Regions from separate parts of the Homo sapiens genome. Here regions 2 and 3 are each linked to region 1. A link is a loop called in an ENCODE intact Hi-C map of the cell type or tissue named here. Cell type or tissue: A673. All regions are shown on one strand. Links, peaks and the distances in the headings refer to the core of each region. The heading gives the core; the rest is flanking DNA.

Evidence for each region. Hi-C counts contacts between places; a loop is a spot of excess contacts. Peaks named below come from ENCODE experiments on the same cell type or tissue, not always from the same donor. Only the 100,000 strongest peaks of a DNase experiment are listed, where the experiment ranks them.
Region 2: it touches region 1 in a loop (5-fold over the local background); 5 of 110 quality-filtered maps call a loop at or near these places.
Region 3: it touches region 1 in a loop (5-fold over the local background); 5 of 110 quality-filtered maps call a loop at or near these places.

The regions. Positions count from the first base shown.
Region 1 is chr2:212,897,114-212,908,262 of GRCh38, reverse strand. No RefSeq gene overlaps it. Among named protein-coding and RNA genes, the nearest start is that of MIR4776-1, 24 kb to the left of the region's middle. In A673, for the core only: no CTCF peak of the experiment used is centred there; DNase peaks (open chromatin) are centred at 5,242, 5,632, 6,042, 7,352 and 2 weaker places; H3K27ac peaks cover 4,807 bases.
Region 2 is chr2:212,837,567-212,848,715 of GRCh38, reverse strand. No RefSeq gene overlaps it. Among named protein-coding and RNA genes, the nearest start is that of LINC01878, 48 kb to the right of the region's middle. RefSeq lists enhancers at 4,557-4,851, 4,085-5,284. In A673, for the core only: no CTCF peak of the experiment used is centred there; DNase peaks (open chromatin) are centred at 4,685 and 5,795; H3K27ac peaks cover 2,883 bases.
Region 3 is chr2:212,589,898-212,601,046 of GRCh38, reverse strand. No RefSeq gene overlaps it. Among named protein-coding and RNA genes, the nearest start is that of ERBB4, 57 kb to the right of the region's middle. In A673, for the core only: a CTCF peak has its summit at 5,797 (motif pointing left); a DNase peak (open chromatin) is centred at 5,816; H3K27ac peaks cover 653 bases.

The DNA.
Region 1 (11,149 bases), core at 2,987-7,986:
TGTTTTCAAGTCATTTATGCAACTTGAATAATTAAAATATTCATTGGTAAGAGCTGCCTGATGTCTTTAAAGTCAGGAAATTGTCTTATGCCAAAAGTAGACAAACTCAAACACCAAAAGGTCAAGCTAAGTTTGAAATTTCACAACATCCCAAAATGTAATTATTCTAAAAAAATTTAAGTGTTTGCTAATCCCTCATGCTTATTATCACACGGTAGAAAAATAATAAATTCCTTTAACTTCACAGTATTTATTGTTCCTTTTTTACATTTGAAAAATCTTTGCCTATGTGTCTTTCTCTTGCTAAAGTTACCTCCAAATTATGTTGGGGAAAAGCCTGGACTATTAAGGACATTGGCAACAAAATCTTGTCATCTCTTTTTGTAAAAAATAAACATTAATAAATGCTTCCAGTTCTTTTCTAATTAAAAATAAAGCATAATGATGAAGATACATTTTGCTTCAATTATATCTAAATATTTCTAAGAGTTGTGATTATTATTCCCATTTTTTAGATGTAGAAATCAAAGTCCTGATAGAATAGACAGACTGGGAAACCACATCTTAACTAAATATGTTAAACTTTGCCTGAAATACTTTAGAAATACTTAATGAGAAGCATGCACAAAGGAGATAACGGATACATTTGGCCCTAGTGAAATACTCAAGATTAATCTGTTTACTTCTATGTAAGAGGATGAGATGAAGAAAATGTGAAAATAAGGAATGCTGAAAATGCTACCATGTTTATAGCATAAAGATGACAAAATTAGGAGCTGAAAGATCTACTTTCAAATTCAGACTCTTCTATTTTTTAGCTCTATGAGCTTGGGCAAGTCACTTGATCTCTGAGTCTCTATTCCCTCATCCCTTTAGTGGGAATAATGACACCTTATAGATTTGTGAGAATAAAGTAAGATGTTATTGAATGAGTATTTCATAAATTAAAAATTACTATATATAAATAAAATATTCACAATAGTATGGAAATATAGGGGTAGTCCCTACATATAATGAAATTAGAAACATTTAAATTTGACCCATGTTATTTATTTTGTTTCATACTACAGATTTAATTTTCCCTCATCCTTACTGTGACATAGAATCTTATGAAAACATAACATGTAACTTATTTAAATAAATTATTGCAAAAAACTATAAAAAATCTACTTATTTTCCCATCTTTGCATCATTTTTACAAAAAGAGCCCTTTCTTTGCTTTGTTTATTCTAAACTTAAAACATCTTTAATGTCTTGGAAAATTAATCAATTTAATTTAACATGGACATTTAATTTAAGATGGACAATGGCGTTTCAAATAAGACGTTCTTTCAGGAAAAAGAGGATCAGAGGGCTTGGGGCCCAGGATCTGGGTGGCTGGTGGGGGCGGAAAAAGAAAACAAATCATTCAGTTGGAAACAAGCTGATACCTGCCAGAACAATCCATGGAAGTCACCCATTGCTGTACATGTTGTGTTTATAGTATAATTAAAAATGGATTAAAGAGAACTAGAGCATAGCACCTCTGATTGCTGCTCGCCTTCACACTCAAGAACGAGAAAGCCATACTGTTAAATTTAGCCAGTGGCACTCAACTAAGCCCAAGCTGTCTAGCCTGGCCTGTGGGTTAGGAGTGCTTTAACAAAGGATGAACAGTTAGTTTTCCTCTCTGAGATGTTTCCAGTAAAATAGCAAAGAAAAAAAAAATTAAAAAGTTGATTTTTTTTTTTAAGCCAGAAATGCCATAACTAAGGAACATGAGACATTCTCTTCTCTCTCCTTCTCTTAATGTGATTCCTTGAGCTTTAGAATTGGTAATTCTGAATATATTGGGCCTTTTTATGTGCCTTATTGAGGTTTCAGATATGACATTTTCATTCTCTCAAAGAACATATGACTCTGTACAGGGGCCTTGCTAACCTGTAAATCCTGGGGAATTTAAAACCTTCTTTTTTGTTTTTTCAGTCTACGAGGTGCTAGTTACCTACCCTTTTCCCTGAATAAGGAAGCTGCTTCCTCTGTTCTTTGCCCTTTCCCTCTCCTCCTTTCAAAATGAGTTTCATTGTGTTTACCCAGAAATGGGGCTTTGTGGCAATTAAAAGATTCCAGAGTGGCAGAGGCTAACGTACCAGTAGAGCTGGATTCCAGCTTTCCATGGTAACACCCAGCTTCCCTTCTCTAACCACCTCCTTCTAGTCCACACAGACAATTCTAATCCTACCTCTGTGGTTGCTCTGAAAAGGCATCCAGTTTGGTTATCAGAAAAGATCTTTCTTAAACAAATATTTACCAGCGTCTGTTTTACTCTTTGGAGGAGTGAGTAGAGGAAGGGCTTGATTCTCTTAATCCTTTTGGATCACACATTGTGTAGATGATGATAGAATGTAGTCGAGTGTACTAGCACTGGAGCCCAACCTGCAAGGAGAATGACGCTTTATTGCCTCAATGATCACAAACCTTAAGTGGCTTGATTGGCTACTCATCTCCTGGGTGACTATTATTCCTATCGCCTTCCACTACAAGTCCCTTCCTCTGCATGGCAGAAATCCAGGAACATTCCATGAGGGTTACGATATTTTCCTTTTACAATAATGGGCCTTACCTTTCTCTTGGTTCCATGAACCCTTTAAATGTCAAAGTGATTCACATGGGAGGAACTGATCCTACACTCTTCATTGAAATGCTTAAGGATGTAAGATCTTTTCTCTCATGAAATGGTGTGATGCTTATCTTTTTGCTAATAATGCACTGCAGGTTTGTCACCCTAACATTATCAGTCTGCACGTAGCCAGGAAGTCTGTTGGATAAAAAGGCACAAGGAATGTACAGTATTTGGGGAAATATATTTTCTAGAGCCCTCACTTTTCCTATAGGCTTTAGGACCCCCTAACTACTGTGAAGATTATCCCAAGAAAGGATTGGTTCTCCATGTCCTTATGTTGTTGGATATTTCATTTTTATTAGCCACGTCTTAGTTTGAGGATGGTTCCCATCAGTAGTAACCCAAATTAATTTGTCTTTCATGTAATCTGACTGTATTTCCCACAAATGTTAATAGACGAAAGTTTATTCAAGTTGTTCATTTACCTCACGTTTATTCTGAATTAGATTTCAAGTTCTTTTACAAAAGAACAAGTCAGAAAAAGAAGAGTGAGATATTAAAATCTCAAGAAAGAACACACTAAGCATTTTAAAATTCATTCACAACAACATATTGAGAGCCTTTTCTGCTATAGTTGGACTCTAGCAGGGACCAATTCCTCCACTTAGGACCTAGATCCTATCCACTCCTGCCTACTCAGGGATATCACTGTGGTGGTTTTTTTCTCTCCTGTCTATGTCATCAATTGTTTCACCTCTTCTGAATCTTTCTCATCTGCATACAAATGCGCTGGTATACTCCCATCTTAGAAAGCCCTCTTTTGACCTGACTCACCCTGGCTACTTCTTCATTCCTCTCCTTCCCTTTTTAGACAAAGTCCCTGGAGGTGTTGAGTCCACTTACAGTCTCTAAGTTCTCTATTTTCTCTTGAACTTACTCCAATAAGGCCCCCAGTACTCCAGTGAAATGACTACTCTTGTCAAAGTCACGAATGAGCCTCACAACACCACATACAACGGTCAGTTCTCCATCCTCATGTTACTTAATCTATAGTAGCGTTTAACACTATCATATCTAAAATGTATCTAAGTTGACATTACAGTGCACTATTTCTAGGATCCACAGCTTCAACTTTCTCTTATTGGCTGATGACCTTCAAGTTTACTTCTCGAATCCAGATCTGATAATTGTCAGAGGCATGGATGAATGATGAATGAATTTCCTTTACTACACTTTATCTTAGGTGTTCTGACAATAATATTATTAAACGGAATGCTCATTTTAATACCTTCAGAAGTATTAACTTGTTACAACTTTACTGATGAGACTCTGAAATGTGGTCTTCTTTTTCCAAGGGAAGTTACTTTAGTAACAATCATAAAGCACTGCAGCTTTATCCTTATGTTTTTTTATTTATTATTATTATTATTATTATTATTTTTTTTTGAGAGCAAGTCTTGCTCTGTCACCCAGGCTGGAGTGCAGTGGTGTGATCTCGGCTCACCACAAGCTCCGCCTCCCGGGTTCACGCCATTCTCCTGCCTCAGCCTCCCGAGTAGCTAGGACTATAGGCCCCTGCCACCACGCCCGGCTAATTTTTTGTATTTTTAGTAGAGACGGGGTTTCACTGTGTTAGCCAGGATGGTCTCGATTTCCTGCCCTTGTGATCTGCCCGCCTCGGCCTCCCAAAGTGCTGGGATTACAGGCGTGAGCCACTGCACCCGGCCTATCCTTATGTTTTATAAACAGTGAAAGTTGTACATGTATAGATAGTCTGTCATGCCAATTCTGTGATTTTTTTCAATCTATGAGAAGAATTAACTTTGATGCTAATCCTCACCAATAATTAATTGGAATCTGATCTGTGGTCTCATAAAAACATCATGGATAAAATATTATTTTCATGCTCTTGTCTTCCAGCTTGGCCCCTGCCTCTACTGTGCATTCATACTGCTCTGGACTCAGCTCTGAGTCCCTATGATTGACCTGTATTCTCACAACCAGGAAGCACAATGCCCAGCAGGTTTCTAGCCTGTCTGATCCTGTCCCAAAGCTTGGTAACCAAGTCCTGTTTTACTGATTGTGGTCTACTTAATTCCATGCTTCCTGGTTCTTGACCTTGGCTACAAACTGGTTTATGAAATATTCCTAATAGAAGTGAACTTCCTGTAATAAGAGGACCCTTACAGTAAGATTTTAATTTCCTTACTAATGCAGGAATGAAACTGTTGATCAGAGTTGCAGTATTGATTCTTCCTGTGGCCATGGATACACATATGGGTAAGACATAGAGTTTCTTATGTATTTTATTATAATAACTCCCTCACCACCACCTTTACCATGTGGAACTTACACTAGCCTAGAATGATTTAGATTGGCTTGGATAATCCCAGCATTATAGAGGAATTTTTATCTGTGTTGTAATGTGCTTTTTTCTTGATTAAGAATGAGACAGCAGAAAGGGTATGAGTAGGGATATGAGGGAAGGAATTTATGTTATTCTATATGGGGCAACTAAGCTAAGCTATAAGGATGCAAAGACATAAGAATGACACAATGGACTTTGGGGACTCAAGGAGAAAGGGTGGGAAGGGGGTGAGATATAAAAGACTACGAATAGGGTGCAGTCTCTATTGCTTGGGTGATGGGGGCACCAATATCTTACAAATCACCACTGGAGAACTTACTCATGTAACAAAATACCACTTGCTCCCCAATAACCTATGGAAATAAAAAATAAAATAGTGTAGTTTGATGTGACAATCACTTTTTACAAATGTAACGAGATTCCCCCTCTCAATAAACAATAAACCAAAAAGGAGGAGGAGAAGGAAGGAAGGAAGGAAGGAAGGAAGGAAGGAAGGAAGGAAGGAAGGAAGGAAGGAAGGAAGGAAAGAAGGAAGGAAGGAAAGAAGGAAGGAAGGAAGGAAGGACCCATAAGATCCACTAGTCAAACATGCCAGATAATCTAGAAATTTATTTAGAGAATTTAGTACTCTCCCTGTAGTGATGGCTTAATTCCAGGGGTCGTAATGCAGTGTCAACTGAAAGTGAGCTTGTAGTTGTTTCATGGAACATAGAGATGCTTAAACGGAGAAATTAAGCTCCGGAGAACTCTTAATAAGATAATCACATCAGACCTTGAGTTCAAGTCCTATTTTATAACAGTGTTTTCAAAAAGATGTAGTTTATTGTGGTCAGTTTAGAATAATGGAGTAAGCATTTTTTTCTTTTTGGTTCTTCCTGCCAGTAAACTCTATGACCTTAAGCTATCTATCTAAGGAATAAGACCTAAGCTCTTATTCCTACTTATGAAAAAAAAGGAATCCCATAATTTATTTTATAAAACCTTGGGGCTACTTTTGAAGCACCACATTATTTCAATTCATAAATATTAATGGCAATGAGACCCAGAAAATTGCTGATTTAAAGAAGGAAATTGAACATTTTCACTGGAATCACTGGCAAGATATGCATCAAAAGCTATCATTGCACGTAGTGCTGGTTGATGCCCATATATCAGAAACCTCAGAAGAGAAGCCAACATTTGACTCAGCAGAAAGATTGATCCCTATTGCTGGATCCTCCCATTTGGAATAATGTTCCAGGAAGTTTGTACTACCACTCCCTATGCTGAATAAATACACAGTTTCTGTTTTAATTATGCATCAATCTTTCCTTCATATGAAATTCCCAGATAGGTAGGATGGAAGGTCTTTGATAGTTATTTTACAGGAGTCAAGGATTAGTCTCTGTAGTTTAATTCTTAGAAGCCACTCTTGTGTCTAATATTTCACGTGTGCAGCACAGCAAGGTGCCTCTAATGGACAGCTGACGTAGTGAAAGAAAGTGTGACCACAGAAATCATACTCACTAAAACTAGGTCCAAAGGTTACTTGTTTCAGGCCTCAGGCTTCTGCTTGCCAAGTCTGAGGATGGGGAGGAAACACTAGCATGGTGAGAGTTAAGTATTGGCCTTTCCAGGTCTGGCCATGACCCTTCCATTAGGGCCTCTGTATCCCAGGCAATTAATTGTAAAATGTTGAAGGATCAAGGACCAATGAAACTATTTTGTTACTGAACACTGTGTGTGCGTATGCGTAAAAATCCTGACGTGGCATTGGTTACACTTGAATCTTAAGCAGCAGACTTTTTATGTCAGTCAGTAACTAAATTGGTATATTTTGTGAGTTACATTTGTATTCATTCTCCCTCCTTGGTCTTCAAATAGTTCCTCATATTTAACACTCAAGTAAGGGAAGTGTCCCTAGACTCTTAATAATGATACAATATCAACTTCTTGATGCCTTGAGAATTCAGTGGCCCTTGTTTTAACACACTCAGATATGCACTACATGGATTTTCGTGTCACTGCTGTCTTTCATGGTGTTTTTTGGATTCCTTACTGAAAAGAATCAGTGCTTTTAATACAGAGCTTCAGAAATCAGGTGCCTGGATTAATCTGTCATCAGAGCATCGACACCCTTTGCAGCAAAAAGTTTAGAAACTCAATTTTCCTGGCTTCTGAACAACGCTTTGGCTAAGGAAGGAAAGACAGGAAAAGTTAGGCCCCTAGGTTACATCTTTCTGAGAAAATACACAAGTTTATCAGATAAACTTAAATCAGAGAAAGTTAAAATTATTTTAAAAGAAATATGTCTTGGAAAGTTTCTGTAAGAATAACACAGATCTCTGTCATCAACAAGGTGTAAGTCATTCATAATTAGGATTCTGTGAGAGATGACTCATGTCTCTTGGATAAGTGAACATAAAAGCAATTAGTAGGGTGTGAATTATTTGGTTTCTAAATGGCCTGACAGTTACGACAACCAAATTTAGGTTTTTATCTGTCCAACACTGGTTCAATGTATTCAGCATTTAATTAACTCTTTTATTTCTTAGAGTCAGTGAGCAGCTTTCTTCAAAAACTTATTTTTAATATTTATGATTATACTTTCCTGTTGAAGGAAAGGGAACATGACAAAAAGATGTGATTCCAATAAGCAGCCACCAAATTGGATGTGTCATCCCAGTGAGCATGTCCAATATAATGTGGAACTTCAAATCTCATGATGGACAGCCAAGCACCTGCTCAGCGTACACCATGCACATGATAAACTGAGTGAGCTGGTAAACTTAATTGCACTGAATTCTGTAAAGGACGCTTCACATACTCAAGGCTGTCTCATTTCCATGCTCAAGTGAAATTTATAACCTAACATGTACACATTGATATAAGCATAGGGAACTGAGGACCATGAAGAGATTAAGAAATTGATCATATTCCAGTGATTTATTCCTTGGGTTTATCTGGGTGTTTACATAACAGCGTGGGAGGCAGACAGAATACTGCTTAAAAGCAATGTCTTGGGAATATGACAGAGTCCAAATACTGATTGCAAAAATTTCTAGTAAAATGACTTCATGCAATTTACTCCCTCTATGCCTCAGTTTCCTATTTCATAGAACCTACTGTGAGGATTAAATGCAACATGTTTACTAGATCATGAACTTCTTGAAAATAGTGTCTACGTGTCTCTTGTTTGTTATTGAATCTCTGGTACCCAGCATACTCTCTAGCATATAGTAGGTGCTCAATAATGTTAGGGGAATAATTATGTAAAATATTTACTGTAGTCTCTGACAGATTGAAGGAAATATGATGGTAGTGATAATTTCATTCTTAGGAGCTTTAAGAATCCCTTTAGTGGTTTCCCAATACACTTAGAACAATTTGTAAATTCCCATAAGGCCCTGAATGATCTGACTTCTTTCTGTTCCAATTTTATCTTGAGTGAATCTTCTATTCCTTTTACCTGTAGCCACACTGCTCTTCTTCACTGTCTCAAATAATCCAAACTATTTCCTTCCTCGGGACCCTTGCACATGCTTCTTTCTTTGTATTTTTGCCATTTCACATTCTGCATCCAGTTCTCTTTCCTAACACCTGGTCCTTGTAACTGAGAGCTATATCAGGCACACTACCAGATGCTTTGCTGTGAAATCATAGAAGCAATAACCATGAGGGACTACAAACGTCTCATAGATTTCTATACTAGCCTATTTCCTTATACACTCCAGCAGGTGAACAAGCTTAGTCTCCTGAAAACTCAACAGGTTCACTTATGCCATGGCTGGTTAGTAACCTTTTTCTGATCACTTTTAGACCTTTACTTCCTCAGCTTCTTCCACAGTTGTACAAGGTGAAATTCCTACAATAAATTATGTATTCTGTAACATTGTAGTTATTCTGCTTTCCTTATTAAACACTGATTGCTAAAGTTATTGGTAATAGAACCTTAAAGATCAGTATCTGTAGTTGGTTCTTATCTTATTGGATTTAAAGGCATCCATGTTCCCATGGCCAGTAGCAAAGGAGGCACCAATAATACACTGACAAAACAGTTATTTAAATACTCGCATTTTGGCACCTGTAATAAAGTGCCTATAGAGACAAGGCTTTGGAATGATCAAATTTTTCCATGGAACATTCCAATAAAAATAAGGTGCATTATGTGGTTGATTGGTTGCTTTTAAATATAATAGAAAACTTGGAAAAATAAAATAATATTTTTGGGATTTCAAAATCCCAGCTAAGTATATTGGATCAGGGTGGAAGGAAATACGATTAGATCAAGCTGAATTTGATAAAGGTGCACTATGCAAAGATTCTGGATTCATAACGTCACCTTGAGCAACAAAGAGAGGCTCTAACAGTTTGGTTGGTTGATTGACTGAAGCCTAGACCCAAAGGTAACCTATGCTAAATCAAGCTGTAATATTAATGCTTTCCTGGTGTACTAAAAAGGAAGACATCCAAAGGCTCAGGGAGATTTGAATGTTGGAGTAAATTTATGCTGTAAGATCTTTTTACCTACTCCTTTTTTTTTTTTCCGAGACGGAGTCTTGCTCTGTTGCCCAAACTGGAGTGCAGTGGCGCAATCTCGGCTCACTGCATGCTCTGCCTCCCGGGTTCACGCCATTCTCCTGCCCCAGCCTCCTCAGTAGCTGGGACTACAGGCTTCCGCCACCGGGCCCAGCTAATTTTTTTTGTATTTTTTAGTAGAGATGGGGTTTCACCCTGTTAGCCAGGATGGTCTCGATCTCCTGACCTCGCGATCCGCCTGCCTCGGCCTCCCAAAGTGCTGGGATTACAGGAGTGAGCCACCGCGCCCGGCCCTTTTTACCTACTCATTAATCTTGAGGAGGTCTAGAAGACAACCCATTTACCAAGGCTGTGGAAGGCTGAAAGAAATTCATTCCTGAGGAGAGCTTGTGGCATCTTTGAAGAGCACTGTGGTGGCTAGTTTTATAGGCCAGGAATGATAGGGAAACTCTTGCCATAAAACGGAACCCCTGGAATTCACTGGAGATAATGAGAATTGCTAAATGTCAACAGCTAAATGGTAGCATATCATCATCAAAAACAATGTGAACATGATGATCATCATCGGCAGCAGAGCCAAGGCAGTAATTAGGATGACTTGACCAACAGATCTGACATTGGCCAGATGATAGTGATGTACCCAGAAGTGGAATCGATTGACAGCCTACTAAAATCTTAATTAAGTGGAAAAGCTCTGAGTCTTATGAGCAGGAGTTTACTTGAGTCATCACAATAGAGAGATGTGACCAATCCAACTAATTTTCAGACTTGAGCAAGTGAACAGATTCAGACTACCTTGAATGAATTGAAGGTCGGATTCCCTTGAGGAAAGACCCTGCTACATAGTCAACAATTGATGCAACATCCTCCTCCTATCCTTCCCCAGAGGGACCTGAGGTCACTCACCAGCATGACTATGCATTGGAAAATAGTAAATAATCACATTTTTTAAAGGGATTGTTAGGCACTGTCTCTAAAATGACATTAATTCCTGGAGATGCAAACAGCACTGTGGTCTAACACCTGAAATAGGGGCTTATTAAGGTCAGGTGATTGATGGACTATTGCCTTGGGTTCTGAGTGTCCTCAAATGCTCTTTGTAATTTTTTCCTCCAGTTTTTGAATTATATAGTTGGAGTAGATAAACTTAGCAATTTTCATAATCCTCATATTGGCTATTATGATAGGAAAGGCTGTAATATGTGGAAACCACCAGAACTGGCTTTGCATGCAAAGATAATAAACCCAAAGTAATACTGCATTCCTGGAGGGATTGTAGAGATTAGTAATACTATCAAGTACTTGAAGATGCAGAAGTAGTAATTCCCACCATATGCCTACTTAACTTGTCTATTTCTCTTGTGCAAAAGACGGATGAATCTCAAGAAATGACAGTGGATTATAATAAATTTAATTATCTGGTGACTACAATTGCAGCTATTGTACCAGATGTGATTTTTGCTCCTGGAGTAAAGGAACACATTACCTGGCACAATACATAGACAGGTAGGTAGGTAGGTAGGTAGATAGATAGATAGATAGATAGATAGATAGATAGATAGATAGATCTCAATAGATAGATATTGACTTGGCAACAGCTGTATTATCTGCAGATATAGTCTGCTATTACCAGAGCAGTTTGCCTTCAATGGGCAGGACCA
Region 2 (11,149 bases), core at 2,037-7,036, 59 kb after region 1:
AGGGCCATGGAGATAGTAGACACTCAGTAAATATTTGTTGGCTTTTTGGTTCAGAAACACAATCAACCAGTGTTTTGAAAATGGACTTTTCATAACCTTCAGCTTCAAATAAATCATACTAATTTATTGATCTTAGAATTTAACCAAACCTCATTTTTTTTATTGCTTCCTAGAACAAACTTTTGGTTCTCTCCAACTCTCCAAATTTGAATGAAATTCTGTTGGTTTGATCTTGACTGTTATCTAGATCTCCACATGTTAATAGGAACGAAGTGTTAACTTGCCCGAATTATGAATGATTTCATCTAGTACCATACAGCTAGGAAATCATGAATAATCTTGTCCCTTGAATTTATAATAAATACATTTCAACTATCTTCTATATAGAGGCTTATCTGCAATTTTTAGAGATCAGACTAAAGCTACAGGCTCTTTGGGGTGTATCTGTGTACTTTTAAAATGTTTGATTAGGGAAGTTACTCAAAAAATGTATCTCTTTGCTAATAAATAAAAGTATAATAATGAATCCTGAAGGGAAAAATTGGAGATGAATTTAGAATGTTGTATATGCAATTGAAATTTTGAGTTAATAATTTAGGTAATATTTTAAGGCAAATCACTTGAAAAGTCCACATGAAATCCATGTCAAATAATTGTTAGGAAATAGAAAATGTATGTTAATATGCATGACATCTTCATGAAACCAAGTCATTTTTTTCTGATCTACTCTGAGCTTCAGAATGGGGACAAGATTTAAACTTCAGAATCTGAAGAAGCTTTTTAAAAAGCAAAAAAAGTTTGCATGAAAATTTTATTTAACTTAAAGTTCAATCAATATGAAATAATATTCATTGCAAGTAAGTCAAATCATAAATATTGTAAAGCCTCTGCTAATCCTGTGCTTGCTGCCATAAAGCAGACATGAAAAATAAAATAAAAAGGCAAATATTTGTTCTCATAGTTTATTCCTATTAAAGGAAAAAAATTTTTAAACAATAAAAAGTGAAATAATAAAAAATATCCCTCAAGATTAAAAACAGAAGACATATCACAGGGCAATATTTATTTGCAAGCATATTCTTTGATCTAGTCCTGTGTTTAACCATATGTCATTCCCTTCTTTTTTACCTCCCTCCCTTCTCTCCCAAAACATGGCTGAGCATCTTCTGCATGTCAGGCTCTGCGCAGGGTATAGGGTGACAAGGAAGAACAAAGCCCAGCTTCTGACCTCAAATGCAAAGCATAATTAAAATCTCCAAGAATCCTCATTTGACAGCTCAAACATCCAAACACCAAGAGCTGGAGGAAGGGGGTTGTCTCTCCTCACTAATGATCATTGGGTTCTTAGAGGACTTTTAGCCCCACCCATGGTGTCTCCCAGTCATCAAACCTGTTGATTATGGGATTGTAGCCTGCCCTATACATCTATACTGGACATCTTCATGGAAGCAAGTCAATTTTTCTAATCCAGCCTCAGCTTCAGAACGGGGACAAGATTAAAATGAAATGAACTATTTAGGAGGCAATAGGGGCATTACTTATGTAGCATTACTAAATAAGACTAAGAGGTTAAGTCAGAACTCAAACTTTAGATTATGTTGTCTCAAGGTCATTTTCATTAGTCTAAAATATTTTGAACTTCACCACTCAAGTGTTGTTACTCTCGAAGTCTTGGGAAAACAATGTGGATCAACAAGACTTAGAATTAAATGAAGGAAAATCTACTGTGGGTAAGGAATGTGTATCTTAAGGGAAATAATGGTACTCCCTAAAGTTACCATGACCTACAAGTAAAGAAATCATATAATTCCTGGCACACAATAAGTGATCAATAAAAATTATCATTAAGGAAAATATCTATGTATAGCTTTCAGAAGACAGATGTGGGGAACTACCTTCAAAGATATTTCCATGCCAGTGTCTGTGGCCCAGTCTGAGGAGACAGGTGTCCTCTTATTTCCACGCCCAGGTCAGTGTTTATATGTGGGAGGGGTTTCAAGAGATTATTGTGTTTCCATTTTTTGACTTTTATTTCAGGAATGGTACGTCTGGCTGCCTTGTTCCTCTTGGCCCTTCTGGTTCTGGTATCATAAGTTGTATGAAAGGGAACTGAGGACTCTGCTTCTACTTTCTTCCTTATTGGAAAGATTTGCCAGGTTTACTCATTAAGGGGATGGTGATGTTCCAGGTGGGCTGCAAGGCTAAGTTTCTTTTCTTTATCTGAAATGCTTTTAACCCCTTCCTCAGATCCAGATTGTAAGACCACATCCATGGGAGGTTTGACATTGACACTGGAATCTAGAGTATTACCATTCTTTTGATTCCAGTTCCTGAAATGTTATTAAACAGATGAAATTATATAGTACTTTCTAAGCCTCTCCATAACCATCCTGTGCTGAAATAATTAAGACTTTAAAGCAATGGTGCCAGCCTAGTTCAACTCCCAAACATGGAGCTCAGATTAGAGACTGTTTGAAAAGGTGAGTAATCTTAGTGCTGGTGACTTTAAATTCTGAAGTTGCCTATGAGGAGTGTCGAGTCTGACTAAACCTGACAGTTTGCTTATTCCTTATGAAAATATTAGGTGTCAGGGCAATGGCTCAACAGAAATGACTCTCACACATTCCTTCGAGTAGGAAAAGGAAAGACAAACTGGTTCCTTTTATGTCTTAGGGATATGCGTAAGAGTCCCTGGGAGGCAAAAAGGGGTCACACAGAACAGACGAGTCTCAGCTCACAGTATTATTAATTTGAGGAAGAATGGGTTGGTAGAAAAACTTAAAACTTCGAGGAATCAAGAGTCTTAGGGAAAAAAGGCACACTTCACCCAGAAAACCGGGGCTTATTGGATGCGTGGTAAAGGGAATTGGCAAGGAAGAGACAGGCTCTGCAGGCAGGGAAGTGGACAATTGTGTATTCTTTATGGCCCCAAACCTGGTGAATGACCTTTCTTCTCTCATTCTGTAGTGTTTGTCCCTGATATACCTTCGGGCTGGCACCAGCCTACTTTAGCAAATTGTGTTAATTCTGGATTTGTGGGGCTTAAGCAATTATTACAGTTTGGGTGGAGCATCTGAGGAAACATGTTCCTTGATTTGAAGTTCTGGAATTCAAGCAATTTAGCTTGTTCTTTCAGCTAGAAACAGAAGTAGGGAATATTTCCTAGGTTCTATGTCTTCCTACTATTTTTCACTTCTATTTGTTTGTGTTTTTATTTCTATTCCAACTGTTTGACTTTATTTAGGTTTTAATGTTGTAAATGACCTCAACTTCTGTTAGGGAGTGGAGGCTAGATATAATGTGATAGAATTTCTTTTTCTTTTTTTGTGTGTGATAAGTTGTGTGGTGTCATAACTAATCTGAAAAGTTAAACAGATGTCTTTGAGGAAAGAAAACTGAGATTATGCTATAATCATTTAGTTAATATTCTGGTTGCTCAGGCAAAAATCTTAGTCATGTTTGCATCCTTTCTTTTCCTCACATCCCATATCCAAATCATCAGCAAAGCTCCAGGCTTTAATCCCAAATGTCTCCCAAATCAACCTTTTCTCACCACCTCCAGCAAAATCATCCTTGCCCAAGCCTTGAAAGAAAGTTGGGATTTGCAATGGTCTTCTAACTTATCACCTTCATTTCACTCTGCCTCCTCCCCATTCTCAACCCATAGCCAGAATGGTCCTTTTAAAACCTAAAGGATCATACGATTTTTTCATGTTTCTCATCTCTCTTAGAATAAAAACCGAAATGCTTATTATGGCCTATAAGGCTAAGGATGAAACCTGATTGATCTGAGCTAACCAGCTACCCTTTCCCAGCTTGACCCTTCTGCTACTTAAAACTCATTGAATATGACAACATACATCTACCTTGAAACATCAGGGTTTCACCCTTTTCCCTAAGTATCTTCATGACTTGGTCCTTCACCTCCTTCAGCTCTGTGCTAAATGTAATTTCCGCAGTGCCTTTCATGATCATCTGATATCTGATATCACCATACTCCTTGCCAAGCCACACTGCCTCCTTTACGTTTCTCCTAGCACTTATTAGTGCTTCACTATATTTGTTAGTCTCCCTTGTTAGCAATGTTTGTAGAGACCTTTCTCACTAGATTTATCCCCAGATACTAGTCAGTTTCTGACACATTGTATGTTTCAACAAACATCTGTTGACTAAACATCGAATAAGTTAATAATCAGGGTTAGTCTTCTACATAGGAGAAGTAGATATAACCACTGAGGCGTTCAAAAGTTGGGTCTACTCTCTGTTTACTCACCTATTTTATCTAAGTCTTATTAACATGAGGTTGCATTCCACAGTTAAGAGGAAAAATTAAATACTAGTGAGCTACCATGGTTGCTGTTCAGGAAGGGGTCCTGGACCTCTGTCAGGACAGCCATGGGACTTGTGACCAGTTGGTAAAAGTCATAATTCATATCCAGATCTGATATATAAGCCCATTACTCCATCATAGTCTACAATTTTGCCTAGGGCTAGCCATGGAAAAAAAATGCCCTTTTGTATACAAAATTATTGGCCTATTTAATTCTCTAGTGCATCAAAAGTTACGAATATACACATATCCTAATCACTGGGATTATACATAGTGAGATCATACCCAATGGGACAGATAAAATCTTTCTCCAACTGTGGCTATGGTAATTGTTTCTTTTCCTGGCCACATCATTTTGGACTTCTGGTTTGCTGACTCATTTCCTGTGTTTCATATTGTTCTTTTCTATAATGCTTTCTCACATCATGGAGTTTTACATTAATTGGAGAATATTTTTATTTGTATAGTGGTAGACCACTAGAAGTTCAGATTTTAAATACAGAGCTATCTATAGTGACTATTGCTACAGAGTCAGTCATCTGTCTTCTAAATTGCCCAGACTTTGAGGTTTTTCAAAACACTGGTGCATGTTTTTCCTTAACTATAATATAAAATGGCAATAACAATGTCTACCTAAGAGGACTGTAGTGAGATTTAAATTAGATAATACCCATAGAGCTTTTGGAAGAGTAGCTGGCACAAGGTAAGCCATCTATTGTTAATTACTATTGTTTACTTCAGTAGTAAGGTGACATTGTCTGTGTCCTTTGCCTTACTTCTCTGTATTTGAGGATGTATTTGTGTTGGGAGGAAGGGTGGGACCCTACTCTGCTTTTTGGCTGGAAAAGCAAATTCTGGATTGAATCCAATCAGCGAAATGATTCCTTTTTTGGGAGATTATGATTTTCGTGGCATTTCTGTTATAACACTATTGACTAGAGGGCTCATTTTGAGTGCTGCCTCAGCCTTCTTGGATTTTCATTTTAGACAGTTTACATTTTTTGTCTGCTATGCTGCATTTGTTTATGGGATTCAGTTTAGCTCCACAGATGTTCACTGATCAACTGCTATTGATTGGATGCTAGGGATACAATGGCAATTGATGCAATACCGCCACCTCAGAGATCTTTGCCCAATTAATTACATATGTGCCCAAATTATAATCTATAGTATCCTGGGGTTTTGCTTTTTGCCACATCTTTCTCAAGTCTGTGAACCAGGAAGCAACATCATTCTAACCTGGAAAAATCAGTGCCAGCTCACTGCTGGATTTGACTCAAATCAGCAACGCATACTCATCTAATCCCACATAGTTCCTAATGACATCAGTGGGAATTTTGAGGGTGTATCTGAGAAGAATTTTGTTCACTCTTTGCATTCTTTCTAAGTATAAGCATATGTACCCAGGAAGTTTGATGCTTATCTGTTCTTCCTCAGGCTTCAACATGCCAGCCACCCACTGCTGTGGAACTGTTGAGAACACTTGAGACACATGGTTCTTCAGAATGAGATAAACAGCTAGAAGTAATTTATAAATTATTAGATCTAAAAGGAACCCATGGAGATTATCCTGCTGCCAGGTTCTGGAATCTAGCTCAAACTATGCATTTGACTGATGAGTTACATTACCGAGGTTATAACAGATTACTCAAGGATGCCCTGTGACATCTCAAGGGTCACCCAGCTGGTTGTGGTTTAGGCAGGACTAAGAGTTGCATCTTCTTTTAACACAGTTTTCCATAACTGTGGAGTATCTGAGTACTTCAGTTCTCAACTTTTGTGATGCTGTCAGCTATTACTCTATTTATCTTAAAAGTCTCAATATTGGCAATATGACTTCCTTAAAGGCCAGAGTTGCTAAAGAATTAGGAAAATGATTTAATTTGCTATAGGTGTCTCTATGCAGTGCTTGGACTCTATGCAGTCTTTGGTGGAGAGAGAAGAGATGGGAGTTATGGAATGGTTAGTGTGTGAAGAGCTAGTTCTTTTGCAATTAAGATTCAAAAAAAGCCAAGATGGAACTGCTTCCTGATTTATATTTTGCCCAGTTAATTACATATATGCCCAAATTATAATCCAACATAACCTACAGAATTTTTCAGAAAGGAGGGACCCTTAGAGACCATTAAGTCAAAAGCTGGAAGAAAGGAGACTAACTGAATATCATCCCCTGTAGGAAGATAAGATGCTAATTTTTAGAGGCACTCAGCCTCTAAAATCAATTTTTCTTAACATTGAGAATTATTGAGTGGCTGGAAAAGCATCTTACTCTATGAAATATAGTCACTGTTTAGTGCCTTTCCATTTTATTTACTATTTAAAGCATACAACAGCTAGTTAACCAACTACTTATAAAATATATTTAATGTTTAGAGGCACTCAGTGTGGTTATAAAATGATTTTAAGGGTATACAAACATGGTACATTAACCACATTTCATGAACTATGGTTCCCTCTGGAAAAACAAAAATGTTTTCCCTGGCATCCTGCAACATCTCATCCTGAAGTTTGTAAATGGCCCATACTGCTCAAACTGGCTGCCTCACTGGCTTTTGATGCCAGCCACTTTAGAGCACACACCAGAAAGATCAATATAACCCCTACATAAGTGATAGAGCACCGTGCACTCAAAGGCTGTTAGACTCTTCGATAAAGAACGGCTTGACAGATGCAGTGAAATTAAGCAGCATGCACAAAACCCGAGTAAAGAGGTTGTAGGGCTGTAGTCTTTTTTCAGTGCACAGTGGATTGATGGGTACACCGTGACACAAGATGCACTGAGATGAGACTTGGTCCCTGCCATGTGTATGCATTAGCGAGTTTACGGTCTATGAAAACATGGAGAGAGTGTAACAAAGGATGGGATAAGAATGGAGCCTTTTTCAAAGGAACCTGCTTCAGAGAATTATGATAAGCGAGACATAAGAGGACCTAGCATAAACTTAACAGTGAGGAAATGTTCAATGCTATTTATTTTCAGGCAATATCCTAGTTCCCTGAAAACACTCTACATCACAATGTACTAATCTCTATCTTTCATTATTAAAATTCCATGGCATTGATTATTGAGAAAATGTGATGGAAATGTTGCTTTCAATTTCCCGTTCATGTAATGAAGCTGAATGTGTGATGATGTTCATTTTGTCTTGTTTACTTTGCATGTACCTCCTGCAGCATGCAGCCTGGCAGAAGGGCTTCTACCCCAGGAATATGCCACACTATAGCTGGGGAAAGGATGCAAAGACAGAGAGTCAGGGCAGCCTGGAGTAAACCCATACTTTGATTTGTCATATGGGGGGCAGTATTACCAGAAGGGGTAGTCAATGTAAAGTTCTAACCAAAGATAGTTGATGGGAAAGTAGACCAATTTCTTAACCAAAAGTTTTTTAAAAAGCATAAACTATAAAGAGTAGATAATGTTAAGGAATAAAAATAGACAATAAAAATTGTTTAGTGGGAGCTGTAGCTTACAGTGCAATGTGTTTCAGTTCTCTGGGCCACTTCAAAACGTGCTAGACGGGAGTTCCAGTTTTGGTTCAGCACGTAAGAAGCTTGGAAGTCATCACTCCATTCTAACAGTTAAAATACTGAATAAACTGAAAGGCAACAAATCTTAGATCCCTCAGAGAATTGAGAACACAGGGCAAACCATTATCCCCCGAATTGGGAACAGACTGGCAAATACAGAGAAGCACAACTTAAAGGAGAATAAACCTTGTGGGAGCTGGGTCAAGAGAGGAAAACTTAAACTGTAATTGGCTAATTGCTGAAGGCTCAGTATGAACAAACCTGAATGCTAAAAACTCCAGGAGAGCCCAGTTTTAGGTGAGCCCCATGTTTTCTAGGTTCTACTTTCAGGAGCTCTACCAGGTTCTCACAGTAAAAAGGAAAGAAATATTCCCTATCCTTTCTGCATGGAGAGGGAAAAAGCAGCCATTGTGAAATATGCTCAGATAATTCTGTTATTCCTAACACATGCTGCCCTCAAGAGAAACTATTTTGCTGGAACCTAATCTACTGGGGTTTTATCAGCACCTAACTGACATCAAAGAAGGGAAGTACCCAACTCCAGCCCCCTCTAAGCCATCCTGTCCCACTAAGTGGGGGCAAAACTTAGAAGCACTTGTGAAGATTACAGCCCAGCAATACAGCCTCATTATATGACTGAGACCTAATCACAGGACTATAGTATGCTTCTCCTCCCACCATACCTTACTACCATATAACTAAAAGATTATTTACTACAGTTCCTTTTACCTAGTACATCATGTCCCGCTTTCAACAAAAAACTACAAGGCATAATAAAAGGAAAAAAAAAAAAAACACAGTTTGCAGAGACAGAACAAGCTCAGAACCAGACTCAGATATAGCAGGGATTTTGAAATTATCAAACCAGTAATTTAAAACAACTATTATTAATATGCTACAGCTTCTAATAGAAAAAGGTAGACAACACTCAAGAACAGATTAGGTAATTCAGCAGAGAGATGGAATTCTAAGAATCAAAAAGAATTGTAGAAGCCAATAACACTGTAACAGAAATGAAGAATGCCTTTGATGGTGTGGTTAGTACATTAGACATATCTGAGGAAAGAATTAATGAGCTTGAGGATATGTCCATAGAAACTTCCACAACTAAAAAGCAGAGAGTGGAGTGATATATTTAAAATGTTCAGAAAAAAGGAAAAAAAATACCAACCTAGAATTTTGTATCTTTTATTCTTCAAAGTGAAGGAGAAGTACAGATATAGCTGACTGTATTATGCTTCACTTTATAGCACTTTGCAGATATTATGATTCTTACAAATTAAAGGTTTGTGGCAATCCTGCATTGAGCAAGTCTATCCATGGTATTTTCCCAACATGTGCTCAATTTGTGTCTCTGTGTGATATATTGGTGATTCTCACAATAATTCATACTTTTATTATTATTATTATATCTGTTATGGTGATTTATGGTCAGCAATCTTTGATTTTACTACTGTAATTGTTTTGTGATGCCATGAACTGCACTTATATAAGAGGGCAAGCTTAACTGATAAATGTCGTGTGTGCTCTGCCTGCTCCACTGACTCGCCATTCCCCCATCCCTCTGCCTCGTCTCAGGCCTCCATTTTCTCTGAAGCACAACAATATTTAAATTAGGCCAATTAATAACCCTATGATAGCCTCTAAGTGTTCAAGTAGAAGGAAGAGTTGCAGGTCTCTCACTTAAAATCAAAAGTTAGAAATAATTAAACAGTGAGAAAGGCAGGTCAAAATGCGAGATAAGTTGGAAGATAGGCCTCTTGTGTTAAACAGTTTAGCCAAGTTGTGAATGCAAAAGTTCTTGAAGAAAATAAAAAGCGCTACTCCAGTGAACACATGAATGATAAGAAAGCAAAAGAGCCTTATTGCAAATATGGAGAAAGTCTAAGTGATCTGGATAGAAGATCAAACCAGCTACAACATTCCATTAAGCCAAAGCCCGATCCAGAGCAAGGCTGTAACTCTCTTCAATTTTTTGAAGGCCAAGAGAGGTGAGGAAGCTGCAGAAGAAAAGGAGAAAGCTAGTGGATCTAGCAAAGACAATGATGAAGGTGGACATATTAAACAACAGATTTCCATTGTAGAGGTAAGAGCCTTATATTGGAAGATGCCATCTAGGATTTTCATAGCTAGAGAAGTCAATGTCTGGCTTCAAGCCTACAAAGGACGGGAGAATCTCTTGTTAGGGACTAATGCTGGTGGCTTGAAGTTGAAGCCAATGATTACCATTCTGAAAATCCTAGAACCCTTAAGAATTATGCTAAATTTACTCTGTCTGTGTTCTGTAAATGGAACAACAAAACCTGGATGACAGCACATCTGTTTACAGCATGGTTTTCTTAATATATATTTTAAGCCCACTGATGAGACCTATTGCTCCAAAAAAAAAGATTCCTGTCAAAATATTACTGCTCATTGACAATGCACCTGATCATCCAAAAGCTACAATGAAGATATATAAACAGATTAATGTTGTTTTCATGACAGCTAACATAACATCCATTCTGCAGCTCATGGATCAAGAAGCAATTTCAACTTTTAATTATTATTTAAGAAATACATTTCATAAAGCTAGAGCTGCCATACATAGTGATTCCTCTGATGGATCTGGGCAAAATAAATTGAAAATGTTCTGGAAAGAATTCACTTTTGATGCCCATTAAGAACATTCTTTATTCATGGGAAGATGTCAAAATATCAACATTAACAGAGGTCTAGAAGAAGCTGATTCTAACCCTTATCGATGACTTTGAGGGGTTTAAAACTTTAGTGGAGGAAGCAACTGCAGATGTGGTCGAAATAGCAAGGGAACTAGAATTAGAAGTGGAGCCTAAAGATGAGACTACATTGCTATAATCTCATGATAAAACTTGAACGAATGAGGAGTTGGTTCTTATAAATGAGCACAGAAAATAGTTTCCTGAGATGGAAACTTCTCCGGTGAAGATGCTCTGAACATTGCTGAAATGACAATAAAAGATCTAAAATTTTACATAAACTTAGTTTATAAAGCAGTATGCAGGGTCTGAGAGTATTGATTCAATTTTGAAAGAAGTTCTACTGTGAGTAAAATGCTGTCAAACAGCACTGCATGCTACAGATAAATATTTTGTGAAACAAAGAGTCAATTGATACAGCAACTTCAACGTTATATTTTAAGAAACTGACACAGCCACCTCAACCTTCAGCAACTACTACCCTGATCAGTCAGTAGCCATCAATATGGAGGCAAGACCTTCCACCAACAAAAAGATTACAACTTGCTAAAGGCTCGGATGATAGCTAGCATTT
Region 3 (11,149 bases), core at 3,342-8,341, 310 kb after region 1:
TGAACAATTTTGTAGGTGAATTTATGCAATAGGTTAGTACTCTAGTGCCTATATAAATTAAGCAGTAAGATTACAGTCAGGAAATGCCAACTAGTTCTGGTTTTTCTTTCTTTCTTCTTAGAAGACTTGTCCAAAATTATTTCACAATCAATTTTAAAACTTTGAAGCTGCACTTCCATTTCATGTTTTGAAAGAAAGAAATTTAAAGTGCATTTCATTGAGTTAAAATAAATTACATTCTTCACATACTAGCTCACCAGGTAATCTTACATGGTCTTTCAGGGATTTTCCCAATGTGGATGAACATGTACACAGTTATAGATAAAGAATTTCACATAGGATGGGAAGAATAGATTACCATAGAAAAATGTAGCAGGTGTATTCTCAAGAACCCAGCATTGTTTTTCACTATCTTCTCCCCTGCTGTATTCCTGATCATTCTTTTGTGGGCTTTGAGAAGGAATTGTTTTATGACCAAGTGTCTTGGCCCATTGCAACATATCTGTAATTCCAGTGGTGGGCAGAAGCAATTTGGGCTAAGTGAAGAGTCACTAAAATAAATCCATCACAGATGATCAGTGTTGCTGTATTTGATGTCGTTGGTTGAAAGGTAGAGGATGGAAGAATAATTGAAAAACTAAGAGCTACAGCCTTCCATGAGAAAGTGTGTATGATGTAATCCCCAAAAGAAGCATACACATTTCTATTCCTTCCCCTCACCACAATCAATTTAGATGATTAATCATTGTATTTTCATTTTTAATTAGAAACTTTTAAATATTAATTATAAATGTAGCTTGTGAATGAGAAGAATGTCAGAATTGTATTCCTTATCCCACATCCATTCCAAGGCCAAACTTCAATTCCCAATAGAACTTTTTGTGGCCTCTTTTAACTAAATCCTTTTCTAATGATTTGAGTTTTGTGCATGGAAAGCACAGTAATACATTTCTATCCTTTGCAATAAATTTATCATAAACATCAAGAGTTTTAGAAACATGGACAGAAAATTGGATTTCGCGGGATTCTGTGGCTACTATCTTTAAAAAAAAATCAAATTAAACGAGTTACCTTAGAAAACAAAACTAATTCTTCAGCTCTATTCAACCTTACAGAGGCACACAAATACACACACTAGCAGAACATATAAAAGTCTTCAGCATTACCTTATATTTAATTTTTTAAATAAGTATTGGCCTTGCCCTTCCAAGAAATTTTTAAGATATTCTGCCTTGGCTGAGAATCTATATGACCTTTGTGCCACAGTGTGCTGAGGAATGCCATAACACTGTTAACATTGATCTTTTTTTCTGCAAATGTTCTATCAGCTTCCTTCTGAGGCTTTCTCTTGCTTGTGGGCAGGGTTAGGACAAGCTACTGTACTTGAAAATCTATACTGTTTGCTATCTATAGCAATTAATAAATGATTTTCCTCATTCAGTTGTTAGTCCTTATACCATTAATCAAAAAAGGCTAGATGTTCTGTTTGTTCTCCAATACAGTATAATAAATGATAGGACACATAAAAACAGAAAAGAAGAAATTTCATTTGATGGAATGAGAGAAACAGTATAGAGTTCCCAATCATTTCAAAATGATTCCTGGCCATAGATTTTAAAAGTGTTTCAATAACATTTTATGATATAACACACATGGAAATACAATAAATATCTCTTTAAGATTTTTCCTATTAGGCACTGTGTGAAAATTAAGAAACTTGTGTATTTTATCTCATTTCATTGTCAGCCAACCTACATTGACCAGCAGGGAAAACTATAGGTAAATTATAAGATAAGTAAGTATTTGTTTTATAACCTTTGATCTTCCCTGTTTATGCTTGTTACTGTCTTAGGTGTCTCTACCCCATCCACCCAGTATTTTATCCACCTTTTCCTTATCATAGATTTAGAATCTCACTTACCATATGTAGTTCCAACCAGATTTCCCTTGAAGTCCTGGATCCATTTCTTTAACATAAATTTAAATCTATTATGCATTAAGAATCCCGAGAGCCCAGTCATGAAGTCCCAGCATGAAGTTAAAATCAGGAAAGGGTCCATTAATGGGAAGCAAAATGAGAAATTTGCCGGCCAGATGTTAAAAGCTGAGTCTTTTCTAAATAGCTTCATTATTTACTTTCAAAGGTATATTTCTCAGAATGTCAGACACATTTTTAATCGGTGATTCTGCTCTTTGAAGGCAGGAACAGTGTCTGCTTTTCCTTTGCATACAGCATAATGCATTGTAGAAAGTGGGATTTCTAAAAATATTGTAAGTGTATGTTCATGAATCGATGCATAATTTTAAAAAATTAAAATTAATTTTAGTGTCATAAATATGCTATTTTTGGAATATGGACTATTTGAGTTACTTCTATTCTTCTTATTTTGTGAAAATATGATGAGGTGAATATATTTGTTAAACATATTTAAGCAGCTCCTTTGTTGCAGGAAAGTGCTAAGTACTAGAGACATTCTAAGGTATAAGCATTCGAGATACACCAGTATACCAGACAAATGTGGCTGCTGGCTTCATTGAATATACACGCTTTAAAAAAATTTTTTAAAAGGCAACACTGAAGACTAATTCACTTCTATAATCAAACATACACATTATTTTAACATCTAAAGTGTATTCGTGTCTATCTTTGAATTTCACTCTTTCTCTTTTATTTACCCTTTATATTTCTAGACTAATATGCACAGAAGATTTAAAATTTCTTTGCCTTTTTGGAACTATTAATATTACTTTACTATAGATATTTAATGCCACGTTTGTGCAACATAGTGAGACACCAGGGCTGCATGGCATTATACATTCTGTTTCCCTACTAGTCACCTTTTATCTGACATAATATAACTTTTTTTTCCTTGTGAAACCAATATTTATTGGGAGGAATATTTTACTTTTTCATATAGAGTGCAAAGAATCACTCTCCATTGTCCTAGTATTTTCTTCTCTATAATGATCCTTCTGGATAAAAGGAGAGACTTGTGCTTATTGATGTAACTCCACCCTTTTCTAAAAAATATATAATTTGCTGCCTTCCCTCTCAAAGACCTATGGTTAAAAACTATAAATGAGCTAATGTACCAGAAATTACTTTATAAACTAGGAAATACAGTGAATTTTCTGGTTATTACTCACTTGAAATTAACCCTGCCTTGAATCTGACCTAAGTATGAAGGGTTATGAAGCATATGCATTGCATAATCACATTTTTGTGAAATATTCATAGAGAGAGCAAGAGCGAGAGAAAACAGCCGGGGGTGATGGCTCACATCTGTAATCCCAGCACTTTGGGAGGCCGAGGCAGGTGGATCACTTTAGGCCAGGAGTTTGAGACCAGCCTGGCCAACATGGTGAAACCCCATCTCTACTAAAAATACAAAAATTAGCTGAGCATGGTGGTGCATGCTTGTAATCCCAGCTACTCTGCAGGCTGAGGCAGGAGAATTGCTTGAACCCTGGAGGCAGAGGTTGCAGTGAGCCGAGATTGAGCCACTGCACTCTAGCCTGGGTGACAGAACAAAACTGTGTCTCCAAAAAAAAAAAAAAAAAAAAAAAAAAGAGGGAGAGAAAGAGAAAAACAAGAAAAAGTGAAAAAGTGGGAGGACAAGATGAAGCAATAATTTAACAGTTTATTTCTAGTTGGTCAAATTAGAAAGACTTTTATTTTCTTCTTTATACTTTTCTGTATTTTCTAATTTTCAAAACTGAAAAAATATAGAAAAGAAAAGAAATGAACCTTCAGATATTTTTGCCTTTGCAGTCTCTGCAGACTCCAGTTGTTACGCCTGTTCAGATAGGTGGACACTTGCATTATGTTATTTGAAGATAGCTAGGGATGCCCCCTGTGTAAAAAAACACCACCCAAATAATATTTTATATTCATCTGCCTGTCAGTACTTTAAAATTCAAATGCTCTCGGACGGGGTCATTATGTCACAAAAATTTTTTTAATGGATCGCATTTTCAGATCATATTTTTTAGTAATATAAAAATGGACTGGAAATTTGTATGAAATAAGGCCCTTGTTAAATACATGCTTCTGGTTATTAATTAGCTTGGAAAATACCCTAAAATTCTCAGCTTTGGTTCCTTCCTCAAATGTATGAGATCAGTAAGATTCTCTCAGGCTCTAAAAGTTAGTACTGTAATCCTATGACTGTCCCAGAGTGCTGCACGTGTGATTCCTTTTCACAATCCATTCACTGTCAGTCACCTATTTGGCTTACCCACATCTGACATCTCCAGACCAGGTTCCTTGGAGTGAGAAAAAGTGGGGGAAGAGACAGAGAAGAGGGAATGAAATACCATTTCCATGTATGCCTCGCAATTCCATGAGAAATGACATTATTTTCAAGAAAAAAAAATTGGGAATCAGAGAACTAGTACATTGTTTTAAGTTAGTATGACTAACAACTAGCTGAGTTGGGGATAGAAACCTGGTGTGCCTGTGGCCGAAGTCCCTTACCTTCCTACCTCTCAGAAAAAATCATAACAGACATAATTCTGGCAGGAAGCTGCACCCAAGTCAGTTTTCTTTCCATGCTGCTGGGCCGTGTGTCAGTTGTAAAATTCCAGCCTGTGTCCTGCAGTTTCCATGGATCCCCTGACAGCTGCCTCTATTATCAGTAATTTTCACAATACTGTTGTTTTCTTTTTCATTTCCTTCAGATCTCCCAAGATGATGCCAAGTAGAGTATACAAAGACTGGTGTCCAAAAACTAGAATCTTAGAGATTCGGGATAATTAACTGCCTGGATACTTCCAGGAAAAAACATCTGCTAGAGTTTAGAATCAAGGTCTTACGTGACCAGGTATATATTTTGTAAATTTCTTTCTTGAGAACCTATTCCTTTATGCTTCTCCCAACCCCAGAAGTTCAACAAGTGTGAGCTTGACAAGGCAAAGCTGATAGTTTTATATCACAAAGAACTTGTGTTGTTTTTCAAGATGTGGATTTATGTTTTTGTTTTGTTTTGTGTAGTTGCAAGCAACAAAATCTGACCTGGCTACCATAAGGAAAAGGAGATTTATTGTAAGGCTATCATGTGTGTGTTGGGGTTGTGGTGGTGTTAGGGTAGGTAGGTCATAGACTCAACAAGAAGCTGAGGCCCAGGTTTAGAAACACCTGGGAATCAAGGGGGCTCTAGACCAATCAGCCACAAGAAGTACGGTGAGAGTCCCCTAGCAAGAGCAGTCAGTCTGACCAGCCTAGCATCCCACACGGCTCCTAAAAAAAAAAAAAAAAAAAAAACCCACCTCCAACAGTCCTATGTCCTTGCACCATTCACTCAAGATTCAAAGTCCCAAAGAGTGGGACTTTGAGTTGAGCAAACTTAACTCAGCAGGCAGAGAGAAGACAGATTAGTCCCTTAGGATTTTAGCATGAAACTAACAATATGGTATCTTCATGATTAGCCCCAGTTGGGAATTTCAAAGTAGAGTTCAAAGGTGCAACTATGGATCCTGGACAGATAAAAATAAAAAATTATACATTGTTCTCTATAGATAGTTTAACAAGACAAATAGGTTATAGACAAATGCTGAAGAAGGGATTCTAGTTTTATTTTGTTCTCATTTTTCTGTAGAATTAAATTTTTTATTTTACTTGTTCTGTGCAAAAAAGACTCTTAGAAATTGTCAGAGAACTACAGAGCTGGTTCTTCTTCGGATTGCAGTAGGTACAAATCCCTAGTGATTTATGAAATGATCTGAAACAAAGCAGTCTCAGATTTACATACAGGTAGATGCAATTACGACTTGAGAATGACTAGATTTTATTTTGCTTAAGTAGAACAGTGACATCTAGTGCCTGCAAAATTATGTCACTGGATCTGAAGGAAGATAAGAATAGACATGTTTTTAGGTTGATTAGAGAGAAATGAGGGATCATATATTAGTTATATCTGCAGGATTGGTCTCTTATAATACCCCTTTTAGGTTCCCACGAGTGCCACATTAGTGACTGCAACTCTTTCCTAGCTGTTCTCCTTAACTCTGGCCTCGCTGCATGCCGATATGTTATTCCTGTTTACAATTTTTCAAGGGATTATTATATTCTATTTTCCCCAACAGTTCTGTTTCTCATTATTTCCCAAAACGTATGCTCAGTTTTTGTCAAACACGATTTCTTCACTTTCAAAAGCAAATCAGACCATTTTTATCTCATTGTCAATGATTAATAAAGTTTTTGATAGATGTCTTGAAATTTTGGCTTTGTATAATTTTTGAATGTTTTTTGCATAAATGTTGATAGTTTTTAGAATTTTGGGTTTTGATAGGTTTATTGTAATTTTTGTTTCTATATTATAATAAATCAAGTATTCCATGAGATAAAAAATAGTCATGTGACATTTATGTTTACTTAAAAATACTATTTAGGTGAAACAAAATTCTAATTTGCCTAATATTTAATCTATTTATGTAATAAATTCATTTAATATTTATATAAAATATTATATCACGAATTATCTGTAAAAGATACAACTAGAATAGATTATTGAAGATAATTAACACAAGGCCTTAATTTACAGGTGAGGACATGAGAGCTTAGATAAATTGAATAATATGTATATATATGTAACATTAAATATACATACTGAGAATATATTTAAAAATAAATTAAGGCTGTTTACAAAACTTTATGCAATATAAAATACATTTTGTTAGTCATGAGATAACATTGAAATATTTTATATGTTTATATGTTTATTTACATATAAAATGTTCCAGATTTAAAAATCATTGCATCTGATTGCTTTCATTTGATCTTTATACCAATGCTGCAAAGTGATTTTATGCCCATTTTATAAATTTATTTTTAATGTACTTATTAAACATTGTTTATGTTTCTGGCATTCTGTTATGTGCTGGGAATACAAAGGTATCAGTTGGCTCTATCTTTTAACATCTTTTACATTATTTTTTTTCCCCCATTTGTTATAGTAGGAGAAACTGAAGCTGACGAAGTTAAGTCATAAGATGAAAATCACACAATACTAGGCAGAGATCCAGCAAGGGAACCAAAATCTTTAGTCTCAAAGTCCAGTATTATTTCCATATTATTTTTGCTATTTTTGTTTTAATTTATTCAGAGTTATCCAATGACAATACAAATAAACTTGGAAGGAAAGAATAGTTCTCATTCGTGAGAAAATGATTTTCCTATTTAATTTCCTGAAACAGAATATAAAAGTAACTTAGCTTTATCATTTTTAAACTTAGGCTAATTTATCAATGTTTAATGGGAGATAGGTTATCATTTTCCCCCAAGAAATATAATTTGTAGTCTAGTGAACACTATTCTGGTTATTAAGTAGAGAGATTTGTGCTTTCTTGGGTAACTCTTTTATTCCTCCAATACCATATTACCATTCCTTCCCAAAATTATCTGTCTTATAAACCACAGTTAGTTCATTAGCTGCTACTATTGTTTTCCCTTAGTTATTTCTTTTCATTTCTCCTTCTTTATATTGTATGGTCTACATTATACTACTCAGTGTTACTCAATGCTTTGTGCTCTGTGCACCATAGGCACCTACAACATCAAGAAGAGAAAATTTTGCAAAAATAAAAGATTCAAAAGGCAATCACCTACTTTAAAATAACAATTGCAACATTTTTGATCCCTAATTTTTTTTTTGTAATATACATGTAAAAAAGTTATCACTTTCTTAAAAGAGATATGATTTCACAGTTTAAGGGTCCAGTAATTTCAATGAAAAGTAGTGAATGGATTATGCAATCAAAACCCTTTTCTAGGCCAGATGTGGTGGCACTCATCTGTAATCTTGGCATTTTGGGAGTTGGAGGTGGGAGGATCCCTGGAGGCCAGGAGTTCATGACCAGCCTGGGTAACATAGTGAGACCCTATCTCCAAAAAGAACCCCAGAAATTTTCTGTAATTAAAATGGGAGGACTTTTCTTCTAGACCCCTCATTACTATTAGATTAGAATTGTTAAATGTGTATTTTTGAAGGCAAGATAGCAAATTTAACTAATGAGGATACAAAGAGAATCCCTAATTCAGCACAAAGACAGAACCCAAAAAGTTCATATGGTATGCTGGGAGATAAGGGATACTCTAGATATAAATGCCAAGATGAATCAAGTTTCACAAAAGATGCGTCAGGTTTATTTGAACCAGGAGTGGCTGAGTAAGCAGCTGAACCTGTTGGTTGATTTGTTGGTTGGTTTCTGTCCAAGAAACTCAACAATTATGTCAAAGCAAAATTGTGTTTTTTGGCAAGTGTATAAACTTTCATATAGAAATCACCATAAGTATGTATTTCTACATTCTAGCCACCATCCCTGTGTCTTCTCTCCATTGCTGCTTCTGTCACCCTGGATTGTATTCCTGTTGGTCTGTTACAACAGCTTCCAAATTGACTTCTTTCCTTTAAATTCAGCTTTCCAATCCAATTTACATACTGCTGCTAATTTCAACTTTCTTAAGCATTGTTTTAGTAATTTCATTTCTTGCCTCTGTAAGTAAAATCTCTGTTAAGAGCTAACAAGTTAAATATTTCTTAAACTTTAAGTTATATTTTGCAGCTATTTTATCTCCTTAATTCGAAAGACATATTGGAGTTATCATTTTTTATAGCTAAAATTGACAATTGTAACACTTAACAATTGTTCCTAAGATTTTCTAGATTTGTTTTGTTAATGGTACAGTACAAAATGCAGGGGTCTAATTTACCTTTCTGTCTGCCCAGGATGCCTGGCTCTCTTGGATACAGGCAACACCCAATAAATGCTGATTTAAATTAAACAAAAAAAGCCAGTAGTCCTGGGTGTGGTGGCTCATGCCTGTAATCCCAGCACTTTGGGAGGCCGAGAGAGGAAGATCTCTTGAGTTCAGGAGTTCAAGACCAGCTGGCCAACAGGGTGAAACCTTGTCTCTACTAAAAATATAAAAATTAGCCAGACTTGGTGGTGTGTGCCTGTAATCCCAGCTACTTGGGAGGCTGAGGCAGGAGAATCGCTTGGAAGTTGAGTTTGCAGTGAGTCGAGATCACGCTACTGCACTCCAGCCTGGACAATGGAGCAAAATCTGTCAAAAAAAAAGAAAAGAAAAAAAAAAGCAAGTGGGATCTGAACACTTTGAGTTGTAAATCCCCCTCGAGGCAATGGTTACATAGCAAACAACCATGGTACCTTAGACATGGGTTCAGGGTACCTTGAGGGAGGAGGGAGTTAGACGCCTCTGATTTAAAGGGTAATAAAAGGAATAGGTGAGAGAATAAAGTGTTCTTGTCCTGCTCTTTCCCATACCACTGAGTCAAGTCCCTTTTTTCAAAAATCTTAGAATGGGGAACTTCAAATAGGAGAAATTTATTTCGGTATAATGAAAACATGAACATATTAAGTGAGGTTTATGAATACACACTCTACTTGGTATTATGGAATCAATAAAATGAAAACAAGAGCTTACAATTTAGAGCAGTAGCCATATTTTATCTATAGTATATTTGTAGTGTGTGTGTACCTGTATATTTAGGAAAAAAAATCTATATTTCTCTATCAGCCTATGTTGTGGCTGAAAGTTAGCTTCCAACTTACAAAGGTAATGAAGAAAAAGTAATTCTCACCAAAGGGTTGGTGGAAATCCTCTTTTCTTTGAAATTGTATCTCTCATATATTGTGTGGCGCTATATATATATATATATATATGTATATATATATGTATATATATATGTGTATATATATATGTATATATATGTATATATATGTATATATATATATGTGTATATATATATATGTATATATATATATATGGCACAATATAATTTGAAGTCTTACATTTTATGGGACAATTTTAAAGAGGGAGGTGAATAGGATTGGTAAAAGCAGTCAGTAGGTAGATGCTATATACATGAAAAGTGATTATCTACTCCAGTGGTTTGTATTGTTTTAAATAGGTGACCACTTATCATAATGCCTACTTTGTGACAGAGAACAGTTTCATATATATACAGGAAGAGAAAGAGAAAGTCAGGGAATCTAACAATCCTACAAGGACTACCCTAACCACATTTTAAGCTAGGAAATTGAGATATTGAGAATAGAGAGGTTTGGTCAATTTCCACAAGTTATACATTTGGTAAGAGGGGAAGTCAAAATTAGAATCTGGACGGCCAGTTTCCAGATTTTTCTTTTTTGTTTTTTTTGGAGACGGAGTCCCACTCTGTCGCCTAGGCTGGAGTGCAGTGGCACAATCTCAGTTCACTGCAACCTGTGCCTCCCAGGTTCAAGCAATTCTCCTGCCTCAGCCTCCTGAGCAGCTGGGATTACAGGCGCATGCTGCCACGCTCAGCTAATTTTTTGTATTTTAGTAGAGACAGGGTTTCACTGTGTTGCTCAGGCTTGTCGCGAACTCCTGAACTCAGGCAATCTGCCTGCCTCGGTCTCCCAAAGTGCTCCAGAGGCTACACTCCCTTTCAAAAACGAAATGAATTTTCCCATGGAATTGCATTGTGTTAGGAAGAAAGGATTAACATGAACAGGATGCTAAGAACTTTGCATGTATTTGTACATTCTAGCCACCATCCCTGTGTCTTCTCTCCATTGCTGCTTCTGTCACCCTGGATTGTATTACTGTTGGTCTATTACAATAGCTTCCAAATTGACTTCTTTCCTTTCAATTCAGCCTTCCAATCCAATCTACATACTGCTGCTAATTTCAACTTTCTTAAGCATTGTTTTAGTAATTTCATTTCATGCCTCTGTTAACAACCCCTCAGTGGTTCCCATTTCCTACTCTATTAAGGATAATATCCTAAATGCAGGAAAACTTTCCGCAATCTGATCCCAAATCCTGTGCTGCTGCTTCTTATGGTACTTCCAGATATAGTCTCTGTTGTGTCCCACACAGGGTACCTTGATGGTTACTGGACCAAATTCAGCCCATATATTTGTTTCACTACATGTTGATTTTTAAAGACAAATTTCCAACATTAACAAAGGATGTTCGGCATAAAAATCCTGATTTCCAGCCCTCATGTAAAATTGAAGGTCATCCAAGGTTCATGCTGTTGATAAATCCTGCTCTTTTTGCCTTCAACAGATGTACTCACTTCCTCCTTTGAACACTTAATTAACTTATTAGTTTCTCCCTTAGGGTATTTATCATAGTCTA